Linked DNA regions of Homo sapiens: all the other regions are linked to region 3. A link is a contact called in ENCODE Hi-C data. All regions are on one chromosome and are shown on one strand. Each heading gives the region's core, a stretch centred on a gene start or an enhancer-like site at or near the end of the contact. The rest is flanking DNA. Distances are from core to core; before and after follow the strand shown.

Region 1 (3,572 bases), core at 388-2,887, 1.1 Mb before region 3:
TGATTCTGCCCCATTATTAATGATTTAGAATTTGATATCTTCATATAGAAGAACAAAGATTATATTTTAACCTATCTTAGCAGATACATTATTTTTGGGTATTTTCTTTTTTCACATTGGTAATCTTTTTTTTTCTTTTCAAATCCAGTCATGCTTTAAAAAAGTAAGGAAGGAGGCCAGGAGCAGTGGCTCACGCCTGTAATCCCAACACTTTGGGAGGCCAAGGTGGGCGGATCACCTGTTAGGTCAGGAGATTGAGACCATCCTGGCTAACACGGTGAAGCCCCGTCTCTACTGAAACCCCGTCTCTACTAAAAATACAAAAAATTAGCTGGGCGTGGTGGTGGGTACCTGTAGTCCCAGCTGCTCTGGAGGCTGAGGCAGGAGAACGGCGTGAACCCAGGAGGCGGAGCTTGCAGTGACCTGAGATCTGGCCACTGCACTCCAGCCTGGGCGACAGAGCGAGACTCCATCTCAAAAAAAAAAAAAAGTAAGGAAGGAGACTCTGTGTCCTACTTAAAACCACCTCTAGTTTCCTCACTGCCTGCAGGGTAGAATGAAAATGCCTTAGCTTGCGTGGTGCTTCCCAGGCAGGCAACCTTTTCCTTTGGGCCTAAGCACTTTGGACTTGTCACCCTTCCCAGTCACACTGTGCTTCTGTGCACCCCACGAGCTGATTGCTGTGCTGGGAATGGCCCTCCAGCCCCAGCTGCACAGGCTGACCAGTTCCCTCACCCATCACTACCTGGCCCCAAGGGCCAGGCCCCCACCGAAACCTTTCTGCACCCATGTTAAGCATTCCTCCACAACCTCCTGCAACGTGTTCAGACCCTCGTGAGAGCACCCTAGGTTGATGTTCTCTGCTCACCTTCTTTTTTTCTCACTGGTCTGTGAGCTCTTTGAAGTTAGAAGGCATCATTACTTTCATCTGTCTTTCCAGCATCTAGTAAAAATAAATAAATAAATAAAGCCTCTAAAACAAACCACTAGAACATATAGGCTTACGTCTGTACCTCAATAATGAACTCCAGGCTATCAAGTGATCATTCGTTTGCTCATTCATTCTTCAGCAGAGGGACTGTGTTCTTGCTTTCTGCTAGCACTGGATGTTAGATGAGGTGCTGGGAACCCCAGACACTCTTAGAGCTTCTACTTGGCAAAGATGGAATTGAAGGTTAACAGACATTTTATGAGACTTGGTTTTGGAGTCACATTAGTTTAGGGTTGATTATTTTTTAAACTTCTAATCTCCCCAGAATTGAACTTAATGAGCTATCCCCTGTCACTCAGAACTTGTTTGGAGGAACTAGAAAACCATGCAGATTCTCAGCATTTTTTATTCACGATTTTAAAGGCAAATCTGGATGTGGCATTACACCGAGGTGTTTTTAGCTTTCCTGAATGTCCTAATTGACATCAAATTTTTATGAAAACATTCCAAAACCTATGATTATTATTACTCTGACCACTGTTTATATTTGAGTGCTGAGCAGAAAAAGAAGAATCACCAAAGCTTTTCTATTTAGTCATCTTCTAGACAAACCATATGAAAAAATAGGGAAGTGCTTCATTCGCAGAGGTTCCTTGGCCCTCAGCCAACTGTGAAGTCCCCAGTCACAGCCACCCTGAGCCTCTCTGTGGGAAGGGACTTTCAGCCCAGGAAAGAATGAGTTCCTGCTGGTGACCTGCCAGGTGCAGATGGTTGAGTCCACTGTACACATCTGGTTGGGGGTTTCCAAGGTGCTGGCTGGTGGAGCCCTTATGCATGCGAGGGGGTGAATGGTGGAGATTTCTGGATCCCTGCCCAGGAAGCCTCCCAGGTAGCAAATTAACATCAGCCATATTATGCTGGCCACTTTTTTCTCTCTGGTGTTTAAACTCTAGATCTCCAAAGTCAGGCACACACAAGATAACCCAGTGTGGTACAGGAAAAATACAGACCATTGGACTAGAACAGTTCCATTCTCATACATTTGATAATGGACTTAACATGTAAGTATACATGCACCCACTTTATGAATAAATATGCGTAAGTCTGTGTTATGATTAGTCTCTTTTACCATTGAGGTCATGTGCTCAAACAAGTTTAGAGACTCCTTTGTTAGCCAGTCACCATTAATATAGAACAGAAAAGATTAATTTTTGGTGGAATGGATGAAAATATTAAGAGGTTTCAAACTAAGTATCAATTTTATAATCAATTGTAGAGATTCCTTTGTTAGCCAGTCACCATTAATATAGAACAGAGAAGATTAATTTTTGGTGGAATGGATGAAAATGTTAAGAGGGCTTCAAACTAAGTATCAATTTTACAATCAAGTATGATAATCTTCCTTGCAGCATTGTATGGTATGTTGGTGTGAACTTGGTAGCCCTTGGGTTATTTCCTGCAGAAGTCTAAGGGTGTGAGATGTAACATTTTCCGTATATTGTTAGCCTCTGTATGTGCATAATAGAGTGAAGAACTTCCTGAAGGGGGTACAACACAGCTAGTGTTATCATTCTATATCCAAAAATGGCAGAGGGAGAAAGTCAAAGGGACCACCATTAATATTTTGCTGTTTCAGTATTCTTTCTATAAGTATTTGCATACATTTTTGGTTTACTAAATTATGATTATGTTGAACAGTGTTTTATAATCCAGTTTTTTTCACTGTGTATTTTTCCTTGTCAAAGGGTGAGAATAAGACAATAGATTCATGATTGTGAAGGTCATTTTCGGTGGTTCGACCTCTTAGTTCTGAGACTCAGCCCCTGGAAAGTCTGCCCTTGTTGCTTGCACTTGCTTTGTAAATCCAAAAACCCAACTGCTTTGCAGGCAGAACTACAGCCTCCACATGCACCATGATTCAGGTAGACCAGGAGTGCCTTCTCCTTTCTGTACTAAAAACACCTGAGAAAACCATATTGAGAGGAGAAGGCTTTGAAAGATGCATAGACTTGACCTGAACCTGGAAGTCCTCCCAGCCAGGTGGGACCTTAGGATCCCCAGGCTGAGCTGTAACCAGCTGTGCCAAGCAATGACCTACTTCTTCCAGTTCCAAGTTCTCCATCAAAAGAATTCTGACTGCTTCAGAGAAAATTCTTGTCCCTCTACCCCCACCACAGACATAGGCACTAGGTAATATTGACATGTGAAATAAACTTCCATGGGTATCCTTTGATTCCAACAAAACTAAGAACAAACATCTTGGATATGAAAATAAAGCATGAAGGTACTTAGTAACTGCCACCAGTATTAATAGGACACGATTAATGGGAACCACTAAGGGCCATGGCATAGACAAAGTAGGCTGCCCACCATGAGCAGTTCCCTGGCAGTCACCAAAATTCACCCCCTTTCCCACTCCAGCAGGCTCGTCGGAATGCAAGGGATGTGATTATATGGGTAGACTTGGCAATGATATTTTTAGAAGCCAATCTTATTCTTAAAATTTTAACACGTTATTACCTCTTATTAGTTTCAAGTTACTGTGTGATACAGCACTGTGCCTAAAAAATCTGGCTGTGAATGATATCTTCTGATTACTGGTGTCCACTGCTGATTCTCTGTAACCAGTGAAACCTGCTCC
Region 2 (3,393 bases), core at 221-2,720, 1.4 Mb after region 3:
GTTATTTAAATATACCATGAGCTTGCCCAAAAATGACCTGCAAATAGTGAAATCTGGCTTCTAGCCCAGGCTCTGAAGAAGTTCCTTAGTGTAATATGTAAATGATAATGATTCAGTCAGTTAATGATTCAGTCAGTGGGTCTCTCCAATTTGCAAAATAAAGGGGCAGGAGGTAAATGACCCCTTACATGTCAAAAATGGTACTTTTCAGTCATAGAAATTCTAAGGTCCTTTCTACCTTTCCAGAAACTAGGCAAGGAAACAGAAGTACTTATCCTTGTTGGGTCTAAAATTTGATTTTACCCTGCTTAGAAGCTAATAAATTTTGCCTATTCCTGTTTCATGGATACCGACAGAAGACACGAGGCTCCTGGTCCAACACAGCATACTGATGTGAGTTGCACTTACAGCTAAGTTTACCAAGCGTGATGCAGATGGCCTGGATAGATGCTATGCACATATACATCACAGCTGAGAACCCTGAGCTTGGGGAACCCACCACTTTTACAGCAAGTGGTTAGCAAGGCTGCTCTTTGCCTGGGAGCAGGTGTCTCCTCATCCCTCAAGGTTAGTACATGCATATGCATCCCCAAGATCGGCCTGGGTAAGAGGGTGGTCAGAGCCTTGTAGTCTTGACACAGCCAGCAAGACATGTATGAACACCAGAGGCTCCACAAGCCACCTGTCCCACAGGGTCTTGGCTTCTGGTAAATTTTCACATAACTATGCGAAACCACTGGTCCCAGGGCACATGTGTAAGAATGGAGCTCCATGCAGCTCCAGACCTTCACTCCTTGCACCCCAGGAAAAAGAGAAGCAATAATGATCACTGTCATTTTCATTTTAAGATAACACAACTGAATAATGACTGAGAATTATAAAATTTTGATCCATCAAAAAGACATCAGGCTGGTTACTGTGGCTCATGCCTGTAATCCCAGCACTTTGGGAAGCCGAGGCAGGCAGAGCACCTGAGGTCAGGAGTTTGAGACCAGCCTGGTCAACATGGTGAAACCCCTTCTCTACTAAAAAAAAAAATACAAAATCAGCTGGTGGCACGTGACTGTAACCCTAGCTACTTGGGAGGCTGAGGCAGGAGAATCACTTGAACCAGGGAGGCAGAGGTTGCAGTGAGCCGAGATTGTGCCATTGCACTCCAGCTGGGGCAACAAGAGCGAAACTCCGTCTCAAGGAAAAGAAAAAAAAAGACAACATAAGCTAAACTAGATTTATCAATGGACTAATGTATAAGAGCAATACATTACATTTCTAATAAGCATACTGCACGTTTATAGGTTTAAAACAAAAAGAAAATAAACACAGAGTTCCTAAATAAAATATTGCTCACTCATGAAACTTCTGGTTTCTGAGCAATTGGCAAGTGTCCTGTGTGCTGAGTTATACAGGCGAGACGCCGACCTCACCACCCAAAGGGATGCTGCAAACAAGCAGCTCTGGGGAGCCTCCAAACGGCCCTGCCCAACCACTTCCTGGGGAAGCTGGAGAGGAAACACGGTGTCTGCACAGTGTCTGTCACCTGCCTGACAGCTGCCTGCTTAACACACCAGAGGCCCGAAGACCCCTGCTAAGTTGACATACCGATTTCTGCTGGAAGATGTGAGATTTGGTTTTTTGGCAGATCCAGAATTCTCATCGCTTGAAATAACTGAATATATGTAGGAATGATTTGAATCAAGGTATTGCTTATGTACCATTCTCTCAGGTGTGTCTGCTCCTTCAATGAATCTGGGAGCTCCTAAAATAGAAAGAATGACATCAATCAGAACTAGCTCCTCCGTGTGCACAAAGCCGTGTAAAACCAAGCATTTATTTTAAAACAGGAAGTGAGAAAGCAGACACGAGAGCATAAAACTTAACCACCAGCACTCCAGCCATTTCAAAAAGAAACCAAAGACACCGCAGTTGTCGTCAACTTCACAACAGTATATTAGCCCTATTTCAAAACTGCCGTGAATTCATGATGTTATTAAAATTAAATCCTAGTGAACACAAAAAACCAGACTCACACTTAGAGCCACAATGTGTATTATTTATTTGCAACATACCAACTTAACATCCCCTAAGGTCTGTCTATACATTCGATTTCAAAATTTGTGCTTCGTTTCCCTTTGTCTGTAGTTGCTTTTAGAAATACTTGATAAACCTCTAATATTTGCTGTACCACATTTCCAAATATTCTTAAGAGTCTATGAAAGGGAAAAAGCATGAGAAAGACAGTCAGCTGGGACACCTGAGTTCCGGCCCAGGCCCTGCCATTTTCCAGTCACGCCACCTCCCTGGGTCTCCACTGCTGAAATGACATTGATGAACTCAGTGTCCAAGGCCTCCCCTAGCTCAAGTGTTCTGGGATAAAACTGTAAAGGTGTCAAGCAAGAAGCGTTTAAAGACTTTAAGGAGGCTATTTGTCCAGCTGAAGAAATCTAATTCACCGAGAGTTACCGAGCCCCCATTGCAGGTGAGGGGTGCTCAGCACTGAGGGGTGGGGCAAAGACGAGACACACAGGTCCCCTGACCTCAGAAGCTGACCACAACGCACCATCAGCAAAGTGGCTGGAGCACAGGGTGGAGGTGGGATGAGGTGTGGAAAACTCCATGGCAGTTGAAGGGGAGGTGGAGGGAGCAATGGAGTCCATAGTGATCCTTCTTTTTTGTACTTGGTACTTGTAATGTGCTTTACAACCATTGCCCTCCTGTGTGTGGGTTAAGCTGTTAACTTGCAAAAGTGCTTTCACTCTAGTATTATCTCATGCAACAGTACCATAAGATAGGCAAAGTGGGCCGGGCACAGTGGCTCACGCCTGTAATCCCAGCAATTTGGGAGGCCAAGGCGGGTGAATCACCTGAGGTCAGGAGTTCGAGACCAGCCTGGCCAACATGGTGAAACCCCATCTCTACTAAAAATACAAAAATTAGCTAGGTGTGGTGGCGTGCACTTGTAATCCCAGCTACTTGGGAGGCTGAGGAAGGAGAATCGCTTGAACCCAGGAGGCGAAGGTTGTAGTGAGCCAAAATAGCACCACTGCACTCCAGCCTGGGTGACAGAGTGAGACTCCATCTCAAAAAAAAAAAAAAAAATTGATAGGCAAAGTGAGCCCCTTTGGAAGAGGAAAGCTGAAACCCCAAAGACATTTAAGTGAATCACTTACAGTAAGGATCCACTACTGAGTTTGCAGAGCCTAGTGCAAAATGAAAATGCAGGCACCTTGTTAAAAATTAAGAAGTTCAAGATGGTGAGCACAGAGCATTAAACCAAGCATAGGGCCCTGTGCCGCTGCTTCTGAAGCCAACTACCTAGTTACCACCTGCCCCCTTCTCGTGGCCCTGGCAAACTGTCCCGACACCTCTTGATCTGAATGGAACCCACACCACACC
Region 3 (3,648 bases), core at 943-3,442:
AGCCCCACGACCAAGGCAGTGCCTGATCCCCACGAGGAGACAAAACGTTTTAAGCCCCAAAACAACTCCATATAAAACTATTAGTCCCTGTGTGCTTGTCTTCACCGCATTTAATTTCTCATAGACATACTACCATTCCCATATTTTACTTTCGGCTAATAAATCCTGGCAAGAACAAGGGACTATGCATCTTTTAATTAATAGCTTGAGAGAGAATATATTCTCAGGGGCAGAAGTTTTATTTGCTCAAATGCTTGGTCTTCAAGCAGTGTGGCCATTTAGAATCTTCTGAGGCTGAGGAGTTCCTCAAGATGTCAGATTAAAAATGAATCCAGATCTATGTTCAGAAACCCAGTTGCCAGGTTTATATCTGAGCTGTATATTACAACTCTTGTGTTCTTTTTCTGTAATCATGAAAACGTCTAACTGTGTTATTTGTAAAAAAAATTCTTGGAGCCCTCAGTCTCTCCAAGTTGGGCTAATTCACCAGCAAGTGAAGCTGAGTCCAATCTGAGGCTACAGCCCATCTAGCTATGTTACCAATTTCTTTCTTATTCCCATTTCCCCTTCTGTCAGCTTTTTTATCCTTTATTTAAAAATTCCTGCCCCTATGATCATTATTTTAAATCAGTGCTAGACGCTAAGCAGAGCTGCATTGCCTAAGGCTAGAGATGGGGAGAGGGAATGGAGTACCAGGGGGCAAAGCAGACCGTGCAGGGTGAGGGGACTGTTTTGTATCTTGACGATAGCAGTGATTACACCTTGTATACAAATGCCAAAATTCATCAAACTGTACACTTAAAATTGATGATGTTTATTTTATGTAAGCTATACCTTAATAAAAAGAAAAAGTGTTCAAAAGATCATGTTTTCACACAAAGTAGGCATGTAATAAATTAATAAAAGAATAATCATTACCACAGTTAAAATATGGTTTAATAATATTTTGGGGGAAGCCTAGGTATATGTAATATTTTAAATCTCTTTAACTTAGATTCAGAGAAGACCAAAGCTGATCTCACCAAAATCTCTCCACTCAGTTCTTCTCTGTTGTTTGGCCAGGTTAGTACCCAAAATAATTCTGGGTATATGGCAAGGTATTCTTTTATAATGACAGTCAAAGAAAAATGTATAATCTGTATTTTTTTTTTTTTTTTTGAGACGGAATCTCACTCTGTTGCCCAGGCTGGAGTGCGGTGGCGCAACCTCGGCTCACTGCAACCTCCGCCTCCTGGGCTCAAGCTATTCTCCTGCCTCAGCCTCCCGAGTAGCTGGGACTAAAGGCATGTGCCACCACGCTCAGCTAATTTTTGTATTTTTAGTAGAGCTGGGGTTTCACCATGTTGGCCAAGCTGGTCTTGAACTCCTGACCTCAGGTGATCCACCCACCTCAGCCTCCCAAAGTGCTGGGATTACAGGCGTGAGCCATTGTGCCCAGCCAGAAAAATGTATAATCTCTTTTAGAAATTTTTTTTTGAGACAGAGTTTCCCTCTGTTGCCCAGGCCGGAGTGCAATGGCGTGATCTTGGCAACCTCTGCCTTTGGGACTCAAGTGATTCTCGTGCCTCAGTCTCCCGAGTAGCTGGGACTACAGGTGTGCCACCACGCCTGGCTAATTTTTGTATTTTGTAGTAAAGAGGGGGTTTCACCATGTTGGCTGGGCTGGTCTTGAACTCCTGGCCTCAAGTGATTTGCCCACCTCGGCCTCCCAAAGTGCTGGGATTACAGGTGTGAGCCACTGCACCTGGCCTAGAAATTCATTTTTTAAAGAATTTTGGAAATGATGTATTCATTCGACAAACATTTTCTGGGTTCATAATCTATTCTAGGGACACACTTGGTGCAAATGACTTAATGATAAAAACAGCCAGAGTCCCTGCCCTTAGGGAATTAATAGCCTAGACTAAGGGCCTACAAATGGTCTGTGATAAAGTTCTAAGCCCTAGTAGGTATAACAAGGGCTCTGGGAATCTGTACTGGTCTATGCTGAGACGTAGGGATTTTTTTTTTTTTGGTCCATGGTGAGAAGTAGGGATTCGCTTTTACTTTTTTTTCCATATGGAGAGCCCATTGTTCCAACTCTAAGCGTTGAATATACCAGTCCTTCCTTCATGAATTACTAATGCTACTTCTGTTGTTTCTATTTTTTATTTATGGTCTTTCACACAAACTCATTTTGCAATCAAGGAAGATGAAACCTTACGAGGGTTAAATGACTCACTCCTGGTAGATGTTTAACGTCTTAATATGTTTCTTTGCCCTGGCTGAGATGATCAACCCAGCACGTTCTACTGTCCAGCTGTAGTTTGTAACTATTCTTTGGTATACCAGACCAGAGAATTTGGGCTTGAGTAATCCCCCACCTGGTGTCCAGCTCATAGTTCAGAGGAAACAACTAAGCTAAAGACACATGATAGGCAAAGCTGAATTTAGCTACCTTTCCAACAGGAGGAGATGACTTATATTATAGGCTCTTTTCTAGGGTCACAGCCAAGGACACATCACTCACATGGCTGTCATTTTTAATGATCCCCCTCATCCTAACTGATAAATAAGTTAGCTAGAAGGGGTGAACAGGAGCAAGAAGATAATGATTCAACACCTTGTACATACTTGAAATGTGGACTCTCTCCTGACCCCCACCAATTCTGCCACTCTGGAGGCATTTATTTCGCTGCAATAAAAACAGTGGTAAAATCCCCACTGCTTAAGTAGAGTAACTTGTCAGCTCATTTGATCACAAATGCTTGGATCACATCTCTTTCTTTTGCCTCCCCAGGAATTTGGTATTTCATTGGTCTAATATTTCAGAAAATCATTACCCAGGTTCAGAGAAACTTAGAAATGCTCCAGATTCTGGTGTGACTTTGAGGCTTTATGGGCTGAAAGGCATCCAAGCTTTCACTAGAGCAGTGCATGGGCTCCTGGGCTTAGGGCATTTGGAAAAGCTTACAAGGCACAGGCTTGGGCTCCTGAGTCACACACAGCTCTTTTCTTCAGCTCTCCTGCCTCCTGACCTCTCCTTATTAGGACACCTTTGTGAGCATCTGCCTCACCAGCTCCTTCCTGGGCAGGCAGGGTTGGGGGAAGAATTTCCATTTGTTTTAATCATCATTCATGATTCACCATTCATTAATCACCATATCACACATCCCTGTTATTTCTTCTCCCTGCCATCCTATTTCTTTGCAATTCTCGATTCTAGTAAGGGAAACTAATGTAGGGGAGGGAATTCCAGGTGATAAACACCGGAAGTCATTTTTCTCCCAGATCTGTCAAATACAGTTTAAAAGACTGGCAAAATAACTGGCAACCCGTCTAAAATTTGTAGACGAATTGGAACAAGTTGCCTCAATTCTGGGTGTGGTTGCCTGTGGGACTCGGCTCTCATTCACCTTCTCTGTCCAAGGAAGATGGACTGAGCAGCTCCCAGCCAGGGCTGGGCTCAGCCTAGGCACCAGGAGATACATATTAAGATGCATGGTGCCCTGGAGGAGTGCCCAGGATGCCAAGGGAGGCAGACTCAGAAACCAAGAAGTTTGTGGCTGCTCAGTCACGGCTTGCATGTGAGTCAGGTTCCACTTATGGCCAAAATAGCCCTGTCCTCTCTTAGGAAGAGGTCACATTGCAGACCAACATTCCATTCTC

Evidence for each region. A loop is a pair of places that touch in the nucleus more often than their neighbours do. Pooled maps may share reads with other maps.
Region 1: a map with no recorded cell type shows a loop between it and region 3 (11-fold over the local background). The contact joins two enhancer-like sites. A Hi-C loop is called at or near these places in 2 of 37 single-sample maps with no recorded cell type.
Region 2: a loop to region 3 is called in a map with no recorded cell type, with 10 times the contacts of the local background. The contact joins two enhancer-like sites. A Hi-C loop is called at or near these places in 2 of 37 single-sample maps with no recorded cell type and 3 of 50 pooled maps.

The regions. Positions count from the first base shown.
Region 1 is chr3:44,044,399-44,047,970 of GRCh38, forward strand. The region is part of intron 2 of LOC124909489 (a long non-coding RNA gene); the gene reads left to right. Among named protein-coding and RNA genes, the nearest start is that of MIR138-1, 68 kb to the right of the region's middle. RefSeq lists an enhancer at 1,585-1,824. Within about 2 kb of position 1,638, at least 5 of the 41 ENCODE cell types and tissues checked have a DNase peak (open chromatin) inside an H3K27ac peak, as active enhancers do.
Region 2 is chr3:46,537,446-46,540,838 of GRCh38, forward strand. LRRC2 (leucine rich repeat containing 2) reads right to left here. Exons shown (of 9, transcript NM_024512.5): 4 at 1,600-1,756. Among named protein-coding and RNA genes, the nearest start is that of LRRC2-AS1, 18 kb to the right of the region's middle. RefSeq lists an enhancer at 1,617-1,676. Within about 2 kb of position 1,471, at least 16 of the 41 ENCODE cell types and tissues checked have a DNase peak (open chromatin) inside an H3K27ac peak, as active enhancers do.
Region 3 is chr3:45,121,004-45,124,651 of GRCh38, forward strand. The region is part of intron 1 of CDCP1 (CUB domain containing protein 1); the gene reads right to left. Among named protein-coding and RNA genes, the nearest start is that of CDCP1, 24 kb to the right of the region's middle. RefSeq lists enhancers at 2,974-3,475, 3,476-3,648. Within about 2 kb of position 2,193, at least 10 of the 41 ENCODE cell types and tissues checked have a DNase peak (open chromatin) inside an H3K27ac peak, as active enhancers do.